Regions from separate parts of the Homo sapiens genome. Here region 1 is linked to region 2. The links are chromatin loops, found by intact Hi-C in ENCODE. Cell type or tissue: dorsolateral prefrontal cortex. All regions are shown on one strand. Links, peaks and the distances in the headings refer to the core of each region. The heading gives the core; the rest is flanking DNA.

Evidence for each region. A loop is a pair of places that touch in the nucleus more often than their neighbours do. Peaks named below come from ENCODE experiments on the same cell type or tissue, not always from the same donor. Only the 100,000 strongest peaks of a DNase experiment are listed, where the experiment ranks them.
Region 1: it touches region 2 in a loop (2.1-fold over the local background); 3 of 110 quality-filtered maps call a loop at or near these places.

Annotation. Positions count from the first base shown.
Region 1 is chr10:7,083,243-7,088,625 of GRCh38, forward strand. All of the region lies in intron 1 of LOC105376387 (a long non-coding RNA gene), which reads right to left. Among named protein-coding and RNA genes, the nearest start is that of LINC02665, 10 kb to the right of the region's middle. RefSeq lists an enhancer at 1-167. In dorsolateral prefrontal cortex, for the core only: CTCF peaks have their summits at 2,781 and 2,982; DNase peaks (open chromatin) are centred at 2,028, 2,539 and 2,785; H3K4me3 peaks cover 1,041 bases; H3K27ac peaks cover 2,845 bases.
Region 2 is chr10:6,996,750-7,002,132 of GRCh38, forward strand. The region is part of intron 2 of LOC105376387 (a long non-coding RNA gene); the gene reads right to left. Among named protein-coding and RNA genes, the nearest start is that of LINC02665, 97 kb to the right of the region's middle. In dorsolateral prefrontal cortex, for the core only: no CTCF peak of the experiment used is centred there; a DNase peak (open chromatin) is centred at 2,976; H3K4me3 peaks cover 510 bases; H3K27ac peaks cover 5,000 bases.

The DNA.
Region 1 (5,383 bases), core at 232-5,231, 87 kb after region 2:
CTCTGGCTAATCCTCTACACTCTGCTAAGGAGAGAGGAACTTTGGCATTCCTGAATGAGTCCTTAGGACCCTACATTCATCCTCTCTTAGGAAGCTAAGACATCCATGAGTTGGTCTCCAACTCTCGTGTTCAGAATTGGAAAGTGAGTACAGCAGAGTGGGGATAAAGGGAGGGGTGATTAGAATCACCCCAGAGAGTGTAATGTCTGAGACACGGAACATGCAGCACACCTTTTAAATGCTCGTGGAGTGGATAAAATATATCAACATCCATTGGTTTGAGGACTATTCATACTTATCTAGATGGAGGTTGGTGTGATGTTGGTGTAGTGACCTTCTAAATATTCCCAGTAGGAAGAATAGAATTTTCTCAGCCTATTCTGAATAGTCCCCCAATCCTGACTATGAAAATTAATTCATTGTCCCAGAAGTTTGGCTTAGAAGATTTTCTAAACTTCAGTTCATTTGAAGTTTGGTTTTTAGTCTGAATATTTATACTTGTCTTTCAAAGAAGTCTGTGGACCACATTACTTATTATTTTTTTCTGACTGATTTCACTTTCCTAGACCTCCATATACGTTATGAAAATTTTTAAGAGTTCAGTGATTTGCTGAATCATAGGTTGCCAGAGAAAAAATACTAGAAATTATCTGTTTCACTTTGGTTATTTTACAGATGAAATTGAGGCTTCTAATGCTGGTAAATATGAATACATTTACATTCTACTACCCACGCATTAAGCTGGATAGAAAGGGGGAATGTCATAAAGTGCAGGAATTTCAACAGATACTTTCCTAGAACATCATAAATGCCTGGAGCTGGTGGGAACAGAAGGAGGAGGGATCAATTTTTAAATTTGGTTTAATTTGACATTTCCAACTATCTAAGTACACATTAAAGTTTTCGTCCTCTCTGCACATTTCTCTCCATTCTTAATTTTTAAAATTACTCAATTTATAGATAAGAGAGTCAAATAAGTGATTTTAGAAGGCCCATAGTATTGATCTACTGTGCATTCATTTCAATGTGCTTTAACAGGAAATGTGTAGTCGTTTGTAAATCTGTCTTGGATGCTAAGTCCCTGAAGAAGGAAATACATCGGTCTCTGTCCAGCATCCCATCACCTTGTACATAGTGTTGGAAGCTTATATCACTTGCAAGTGTATTTAAAAATAGAGTTGCTGGGCCTCAGATATGGTAGTTAAAGGAAACCCGCAACTGGGCATTGGAATCCTGTTGCAAAATACCTCGCAACGAATCCGGTAAGAGGCAGTGATGTTCCTGCAGCTGCACGGAGTAAGGACCAGATGCTTGTGTCTGTGGTTATAAAAGACAAACAAGCAAACGTGTGTTATTTCTCCAATCACCTACAGTTTAAAGAAGGAGCTGGAAAACATATTTTTTTAACCTACGAAGTTACTAGGAAATACAAAGACCTTGGCAAAATAGAGAAGCTGGCTGGCTTTCTTTGAAAACCTGACAAAATGCATTTATCTGACTCATCTTGATGTCTTCAATGGACTCACAGGTTGATAAACAAACAGGAGAGAACATCAATTCATCCTTTTATTTTCAGCTGTGCTTTCTGTGTACTTGACTGTCCATTATGTAAAGCTGAGAAGTGGCTCTTTGATTGTGTTCACATTTGATTAAGAAACTCTGTGTTTGGCAGACCAAAATATACCAAACTGTTAATTGCTTTTTAAAGGAGAATTATGACACTTTTAACAAGCCACATATCTTACTGAGCCTTGTTAGAGTGGATGCTCTCATTCTGCGGAACTGTCTTATTTTGAGATTTGGGTCCCTAATTGCTTATAAACCATACTGTTTATTGAGTATTAACTGTGGCATGGCAGTTTATTATGGGAACTTATTGCTTAATGCCTATAAAAAGCAGTCTGAATGAGCTACTCTCTGCCTGTAGTGTCTCTGCTCCCCAAAACACACACACACATACACGCACTCACAAGCTCACAGGGCTACACTTAAGCTCATCAACTGCAAGAAGTATTGGCAGAATTACGCAGAGGCAAAGCTTAGGTAGCACGTTGCTTGGTAACCAGCAAGTCCTCTGTCGATTCTTCAGGGTGTCAGCCATACATTTTCCTCTGCACATTACCTACAATGAAAAGGTCGGTGACCCAATGAAATATCAGATCAAGTCAAACTATTAACTGGACAAATGCATTTAAAGTGCTCTTGTCCCCCGGTTGGGTCTGATTAGTATACATTATGGTCTTCTGAGGCAAGCATGAATCATTAATAGATTCAGACTCCGCTGCTCCCTGCAATGAAACATCATAACTCACTGTGGAGTAATGCAGTGTGTTGTGTTTATAAGATGTGGACCCTTCACTTAGTGTGATCTACAGTGTTGTTATTTTGTGGTAAGAACATAGCTCCTTCTGTTTTTGTTTTTGTTTTTTTTTAACATTAGTAAATAGTGTTTGTCATTGCGTTAAAAAAGAAAGAAAAATCTTTCCCCAGAAAAATCGTTCCCTGCCTGCCTGTGCCTGCATGGGGGAGGGGAGAGTAGCTTGGCCCGTAAATAGATGCATTGTTTTTTTGCTCACTCTATGAAACTTTTTTTAACCTCCTCCAGTTTAAAGTCAATTGTAATAGACCCAGGCAGGAAGAATCTCAATTCTGAAAATTAAAGAAAGGCAAACAATCTCAAGACAAAATTCCCGGAATTGAGTTTGAACTCTGACCTCTCCTTGTCTTCTTCCCTCTTCGGTGACTGTGCTGTGGCAGCCAGTTGGTTTTTGTATGAGAACCTAGAAACTGGGAATGTCTCCAGCTCTGCTTTCTCCCCCTGTGGCTAGAACCAGAAACTGAAGCTTCTGTGAGCTCAGCCATTTGTAATTTGACCTCTATGTGTCTAAATTAAGCTCACCGGGCAAAAGTGACTGTATGGTAGAACTTGGGTTTGATTATCCCTGCTACCCCTAATAACCCTATTTAATCCACATAAACACATTTTGTGGTGGGAAGAGGGAATACAGAACAGTATGATTTGCACGCAGCAGCGCTGAAACATTAATACTTACCCTGGAATGTACTCCCAGCTCCAGCCGACAGCCAGCTATTCTGACACTCATGACTATTGGGTAAACTGAAACACTATCTGACACGTCAGTCTAGCAGGCATGTGCTGAACACCTACTGTGTGCTAGGCACGGTGGGTGCTAGGATCCAAGACGACGCTCTCAGCCTGCACATCCAACCACAGCGGCAGACGTGGGAGGAGCTTAGTCCTGCAGCCGCGTGAGTTCCTTTACTTGGTTGAGTGGCAGGAATCTAGCCAAGAGGATGCCCATATCAATTTCTAAAGAGTTCATTCCACCCACAGTTCAAAAAAAAAAATGATGTATTTATTTTTCCATGGGAGTTAAGGAAGAAAACGCCCCAAACAAATGGAACTGGATAACTTGTAAAGAAAGATGATGGCTAACCTCGTGAAATGTTGGGCGACGTTTCATTCTGTTCTGTAATGCAGAGTTCAGCAGTTTCCATTCTTTGCTTTCCTTTCTCTTTTTGCCTTTACTTTGTGTGCTTGCCTCTAGTCTATTTCACAGGGTCCACAGAATTAGGGACCTGGACACTGCCTCTCAGGGAAATCATTACCAAGTCCCCGGTGCTTAAAGTTCCTATCACACAGTAGCAGCTCCTACATGTGTCTTCCTTCTCATTTTCTCTAGTATATAGCCACTGCTCTTCAGAGCTGCTACCAGTTGGAGCTGCCATTTAAGAAAGTATATACATAACAGGTACCAAATCTCTGAAATCCTGAAACTCTGGCTATGTACATCTATCACATTTCCGCTGTTTACAACTCCATGTCAAACGTATGTTTGTTAAAGCTACCTTTATTTCCAAGAATGTGGCAGCCGCGGGCATTGACTTCGGAGGCATAGCAAAGTTTCTCGACATCTGACTGTGCCACATAGCTCATGTAGTCCATCTGTCCTTTCAGAAGTGTCCCCAACCTGTAGTCATCTGGGTAAACCACCAACTTTATTGTTATGGGCTGAATTACATCCCCTAAAATTCACATGTTATACTCCTGACCCCCATTCACTCTGAATTTACAAATGTAATTAAATTCCAATGAGGTCATTAGGCTGGGCCTTCATCCGATCTGACTTGTGTCTATATAAGAAGAGGAGATTGGGACACAGACACACACCAAGGAAAGACAACGTGAAGACACAAAGAGAAGGCACCATTTGCAAGCCAAGGAGAGAGGCCTCAGAAGGAACCAACCCTGCCAACGTCTTGATCTTGGTCTGCCAAGCCTCCAGAATGATGAGAAAATACATTCTTGTTGTTTAAACCTCCCAGTCTATGCTACTTTGTTATGGTAGCCCTAGCACACTAGTATATTCATGCTTACAACAGTATCAGATTGCAGAGAAAGAAACATCAAAACATGAAATCAAGTGTTAGACTAAATTTCACTGTGCTTCAGGACAAATAGCACCCGTGGACAAATACATGTGCTTAAATGTTTATCTGGATTAGTGTCCAGATGAAGCCAATGGGCTTTAGTTTCTATCTTGGCTACAAAGCAGTGCGGGCAAAGGGCCATGCCAGGCCATTTGGTCTGTTTCTCTTCTGTTGACATCAAGGACACCCACTTGGAAGATGCTGGTTTGCCACCTCTAAGCATATCCATGTGAACATGAGATTCATTCTGAATACAAAAGGAAATTGGGAATGCCAAAGGAAGGACTTGGGCCGAGACCAGGAGGGAAAACTGGCATTCGTCCAGTTAGAAGACCTACGCAATGATAGAAAATGCAATCTCCAGCAAGTCCCTCATTCCATTATGTCTCTGTGTAATGGGAGACATAACACCTCCTTTCCTATATTAACAGTCAGAGGAGAGGTCATAAAACAACACAGTGTATGTATTAGGCCAAAAGCTGGAACGGAGGCTGATGAATGTACCAGGAAAGGACCATTAGCAAAATGATGGATTAAAGTTCTGTTTACATTTCTATTGGGATGGATCCTCGCTTGTTAGTTTAAGTAATCCTGTGCTTTGATTATAGCCATCAGCACATAAAAACAGGCTCTGTTAACCTCGAAGGTGTAAAATTCTAATGTGCTCATAGAAACTCAAGAACACTATCATTCACTGAAGTACTGGGGACTCCGAAAGAATGAAGGAGCCCTTAGTTTAAAAAAATAATTAAAGTTGTCAAGAAAGGCAAAAATAGGCCCATGGTCTATGAATAGCTCATTTTGCATTCTTTAGGTACATGGATCTGCTTCTTCCATTAGGTCTGTAAGACCGAGGATTATCTATTTCAATTTGGTCATTCTACAGATGAAATTGAGTATTCTAATGCTGACAAGTATAAATACATTTATC
Region 2 (5,383 bases), core at 103-5,102:
GGCTGCTATCATAGGATATAGGACGGTACCTCTTTCATGACCTAAGGAGTTGCACAAAATTTAAAGACATAGATGAAAATAAAAAATGACATGGAGGCTTCTGAGGTCAAAAGGGAAATACAGAAATTAATTGCATGCTTTTTTTCTATTTCAATTTAAGAAACATTTAATTTCTTATCATTTATTAGCCCAGAAAATACAGTTGTTCTTTGAGCTACTATACTTTTTAGTTATTTGCTAGCATTGTCCTTCTTCCGCCATGTTAATCCACATAACCCAGCTGAATTCTAGTATAAATCATGCTATTATATCAAGTGCCCATCCTATGCAAGGCCCTGTAGGCAGGAGAGCAACTAAAAAGGTTTTCCATCAAAGACAGAATGAAGGATGAATGTAATTGATCAAGTGAAAAAGACAACGTATGAAATCCAGGCAGTCACAAAAGTATGAAATATCATGGTGGACAAAATGAAAATATAAATTGTTTGGATGGCTGGGGTAGCAGAGAAAGAGCAGATTGCCCATCTGCCTGGGACCTGGGGCTGGATCCAGCAGCCCAGGGGCCAATCACTGCTCAAGGGAAGGTTTGCTTCAGAGTCATCAGGAGATTTAAAACACACACACACACACACACCTACCTTTTTCTTTTTATCTGGCCAGCAGACAAGGTAACTTAGATTCAGTAGGTATGGGGTTGGGACCCAGAAATATTTGTCTAAATGCTTTCCGGGTTTCAGTTCAAGATGGCAGACTGAGAACACGTATGTGCCTCCCTGAAACTTTACTGAAATAGTAGTAAAGAAGGACTAAGTGATTTACCCACACCCATGAAGAGAACAGAAAAATTGCAAGGGGGCCGGAGTCCATAATCTATTACTTAAGGGAAAGGCTGCAGCAGTTATAAAAGCCACAATTTCTGGCAGAGCTACAGAAAGGCTTCAAAACTGGTGTTAGCAGGAGTGGGTAATGAGTAATGTGACAAGAAAAATAGGTGATTAGAAGACAGTCTAGGGAACAGTTGAATCCTCCACTTCCAACTCATGTAGAATAACTGGTAACCCAGCTGCTGCTTCTTTTTAGGCTTTTTTTTTTTTTTTTTTTTTTTTTTACAGCAGATTTAGGTTCACAGCAAAATTAAGCAGGAGGTACAGAGAGTTCCCTGTATCCCCTACCTCCACATGTGCACAGCCTCACCCAGTATTAACATCCCCCACCAGAGGGTACTTATGTTGCAACTGATGAACCATCATTATCACCCCAAATCTAGAGTTTATATCATGGTTCACTCTTAGTGTGAACGTTGTATGGGTTTGAACGAATGTATAATGGCATGAAAAATCCACTGTTGTAGTATCACAAAGAGTGTTTTCAATGCCCTAAAATTCCCCCATGCTCCTCCTAATCATTCTTCCCCCACCCTAAACACCCAGCCTTTAACTACATAGTAAAGATGTTCTTTGAATGAGTTTTTCCAGAAATCTGAGAGATGCAATTTCTAGCCTGATTAACTTCTCCTTGGCTGAAGGCACAGGAAGACAAGCCCTCCCTACAGTTTTCCTGGCAAGTGGGGAATGAGAATACTCCACCCTGCTACAAGTACTCCTGAGGCTCAGACCTCACCAGGGACCCAGAGGAAGTGTGGAGGAAGATGAGAGCTGAAGTTAATTTCACTCCTGTTACATCGCAGCCTCAGGACAACTAATGATAGATGGTCTTTATGGTGATTACTATCAATCTTACTAGGGTGGCAATAAGAATTTTAATATAGAGCTTCAAAACAACCCAGCCAGGGCTGAGGCTGCCCCTTCTCTCCTCTTACTGCAAACACTGGCAATGGGAATCAAACTTTCCCTTTGAATTATATCTCTCAGAGAAGAAGGTATTCTCTGATAGGTAGAGGGACAAAAATAAGCCAAAGCTCCCCTTTGCAACTTTCATTGATTATCTTTGTTTTTTCCCTGGAGAAGAAAATAAACCAGCAGGAACAGGTGGTTGATGCTGGAGGAACCCAGCACTAGATTTGGCTGGAAAGGAGATGGGGGATCAGGAGTCTTAAACCCAATGCTCTTGGGAATCCAACTTGTCGTGTGACGCATAACATCAAGAGACTGCAGACCAAGGCAAGTTTTGGAAACTGGTGTGAATCAGTCCTCAGCCACTTGCTGAAAAAAATCACCTTCTTCAGGAGAGGGCACTGACAAGGACCAGGAATGTTTTCAGAGCTGCATCCAAATGGGCTGAGATACTCAAATCCCACCATGAGGACCTGGATGAGGCAGAAGCTCAGTCCTGGAACTGGACAAATGTAGCTTGCACAATGCCAATCTATCAGGCAGCAAAGCCACAGGTCCATCTGCACATGGCTTCTCAGTATTCCCCCTGGTCTAAGGCCCACAGTCCTATATTAGACCCCACTAGACTGTGGGCCCAAATCTGAGAAACTGCCCTGCTTTGAACAGAATGGGTTAGAGAAAATGCCCTTAAAATTCTTTTGCAATCTCACATGGCAGGAGTGAAGAAAGGAAAGAACCCTCAATTTGTAGTATTGAGAAATTAGCTTTTGTGGTGCAGGGGAGATTCCCTAATTTTTTATTGAAAATAAAACAGGTTTAATGCACTTGTTTTTAATGTCTCTTGCTCTACAATGAGGTTTTGTGGCTGATTTTCACACCGTGGGTCACTGCAACCTTTAGGTCTTTTCTTTTCTATACTCACACTCAATCAGCCAGTGCTCAAGCTATACCAATGTTGCACACACCTGAGTGTGTGTATGGGAAGGTGGGGCTGGGGGTTGAATACATCCCTTTGCATGTGTCTCTAGTGAGTTTAGTTCTGGTAGGTTCTGACCTCTCCTCTGGCCTTTTGAATGGAATCAGTCTGCTGCTCACAAACTTGGCTTTGTTTGAAAATGAATAAACCACTCTTCATCCCACAGTCCATTTAGGAAACCAAAACAGCCCTAGACCCAGGGTAGACTGGTACAGCACAGCTTTGGCACAATCTCCACCCACCCCTTCTCTTCACAAGGGACCATGGAAAATGCATTGAAAATGCCTCCTGGATTCCCAGTTCCAAGCCATCTTGAGCCATGCAACAAAGAGAAATGGTCGTTTTAAAGGTTCCTTTCTCCATGTGGATCTGTAATAACATTCCACATGAAGAGGATTTTTGTTTATGCATTTGCATATTCATTTTCTTTCTCTGTTGTGACTCCCCACGAGCTTTGCACAAATCCTGCCTCAATACACCTTTTGCTTTCAAAGCACCAGGCACACAGCTATTAGTTTTAATGTCTGTTTGTAAAAGTCGGCCCTGAAATTTAAAATTCAGTGAAATCTCTACACATGTTGAGATCACAGTTGTAAAGTGGCCCTTTTATGAATACCAGGGAAATAATAGAATCTTCACTTGCTTTCTGAGGCTGCGGCCGCAGCCGCTGCTGCTGCCTTGGTTACAGCCATGTGGGTTCTCAACAAGCTCTTAATTTGAATGGGCTGTTTATGTTCTGCTTACAGGAGGCAAGCCTAGGTATGAAGTCCACTAACCACAGGAGAGCTGGACTCGGTGAATTACTTTCTTTGCACTAAATATGCTCTATGTGACTAGCTCTCAGCCCACTTACAGCAACAGTGCAAGTGATAAGTGCTTGTGTTGGTTCTCATTCATAGGTGGGAATTGAACAATGAGAACACTTGGACACAGGGTGGGGAACATCGCACACTGGGCCTGTCGTGGAGTGGGGGGATGGGGGAGGGATAACATTAGGAGATATACCTAATGTAAACGATGAGTTAATGGGTGCAGCACACCAACATGTCACATGTATGCATATGTAACAAACCTGCAGGTTGTGCACATGTACCCTAGAACTTAAAGTATAATAATAATAATAAAAGAAATAAATTGGATCTCTGATACCCCCACTACCTCAAGCAGAGACTGATGAGTCAGTTCTATAAATAGATGCCATCTCCTCTAAACACAGGAAGGGGGTCTGTCTGGAGGTAGTATCTGTCCCTGTGCTGCTGGGGGGCGCTAGGAGATTACCTGTACACCTGTTTCGGTCAAGCTGTACCCCTGGGTCATCTGCCCAGGGCACAAATCTGTGGGGTCACGAGTTTCTGGGTAATTTCAGAGCCTTTTGTGGGATTACCCCTCATATTCACCCCCACTCAATCGTTCACCTGTTGAGAGCTGGGAGGAGAGGAAATGTCACAAGATGGTATTCCTTCTGCTGATTGATGCTGCAGTCAAAAATTATCCTTCTCACCCGGAAAGAGACATGGTACAGGCAAACAAGACAGTGATAGCTGCACAAGGTCAAACCAGAAATGAAGAAAAGCCAGAAACCGGGGGCCAGCCAGTGGGTTGGAAGCGACAGGACCACATCCATGGGCACACTAATGCCCAGACATGGGAGGTGATAAGAAGCAAAAGATACAAAAGAGGTGGGATGGTTGTTAAATTGTCTGCAAGTCCTTTGGCACTCTTCCCACAGAAGGTAGAGTCTAATTTCCCTCTCCCTGAATAGGGATCAATCTAGCGACTTGCTTGTGAGGGATAAGATGCATCAGAAGTGGCCCCCTGTGACTTCTGTGGCTAGCTTTCTGCCTGGTTCTCTCTTGGGACAGGTATCTCTGGAGCCCTGAGCCACCGTGGAGGATGCTGACCACCCAGAAGCTGCCCTGTTACAGAGAGCCCATAGAGGTAGCTGTGCCTGAGGGGCCCGAGGGATTCAAGACCTCAGTGCCTTGATCTTCGTAGCCAGATCCCAGGCACAGGGTGTGCAGAACTTCAGATGATTCTAATTCCCCGATTCAAGCAGCTGAGGCCGGGTGGGACAGAAACAAACCATTCCCACAGAGCAGTTTCCTAAGAAGCATCAATTAGAACTGTTGTTCTAACAAATCCAGGGAACTGAACCTGGATAAGATATAGAAGCTGTAGGGATGCAGATTTCAGCTTTCTGTAAAAACAAAATAATACAGCAGAAAGAAAACAAATTATATAAAATCAGAGGGGCCAGGTGCAGTGGCTCGCATCTATAATCCCAGCACTTTGGGAAGCCGAGGTGGGAGGATCGCCTGAGCCCAGGATTTGGAGGCCAGTCTGGGAAACATAGCAAGACCCCATATCTATAAAATTTATTTAAACTTAGCCAGGTATGGTGGTGCACCCTTGTAGGTGTTACTCTGGAGGTGGAGGCAGGGGGCTCACTTGAGCCCGGGAGGTCAAGACTCCAGTGAGCTATGATTGCACCACTGCACTCCAGCCTGGGTGACAGAGTAAGACCTAGTGTCAAAAAAATAAAAATGAAAATAAAAATAAAATCATAGGAACAAAACACAGAGCCCCACCTTAGCCACTGACAAACTGATTGAGT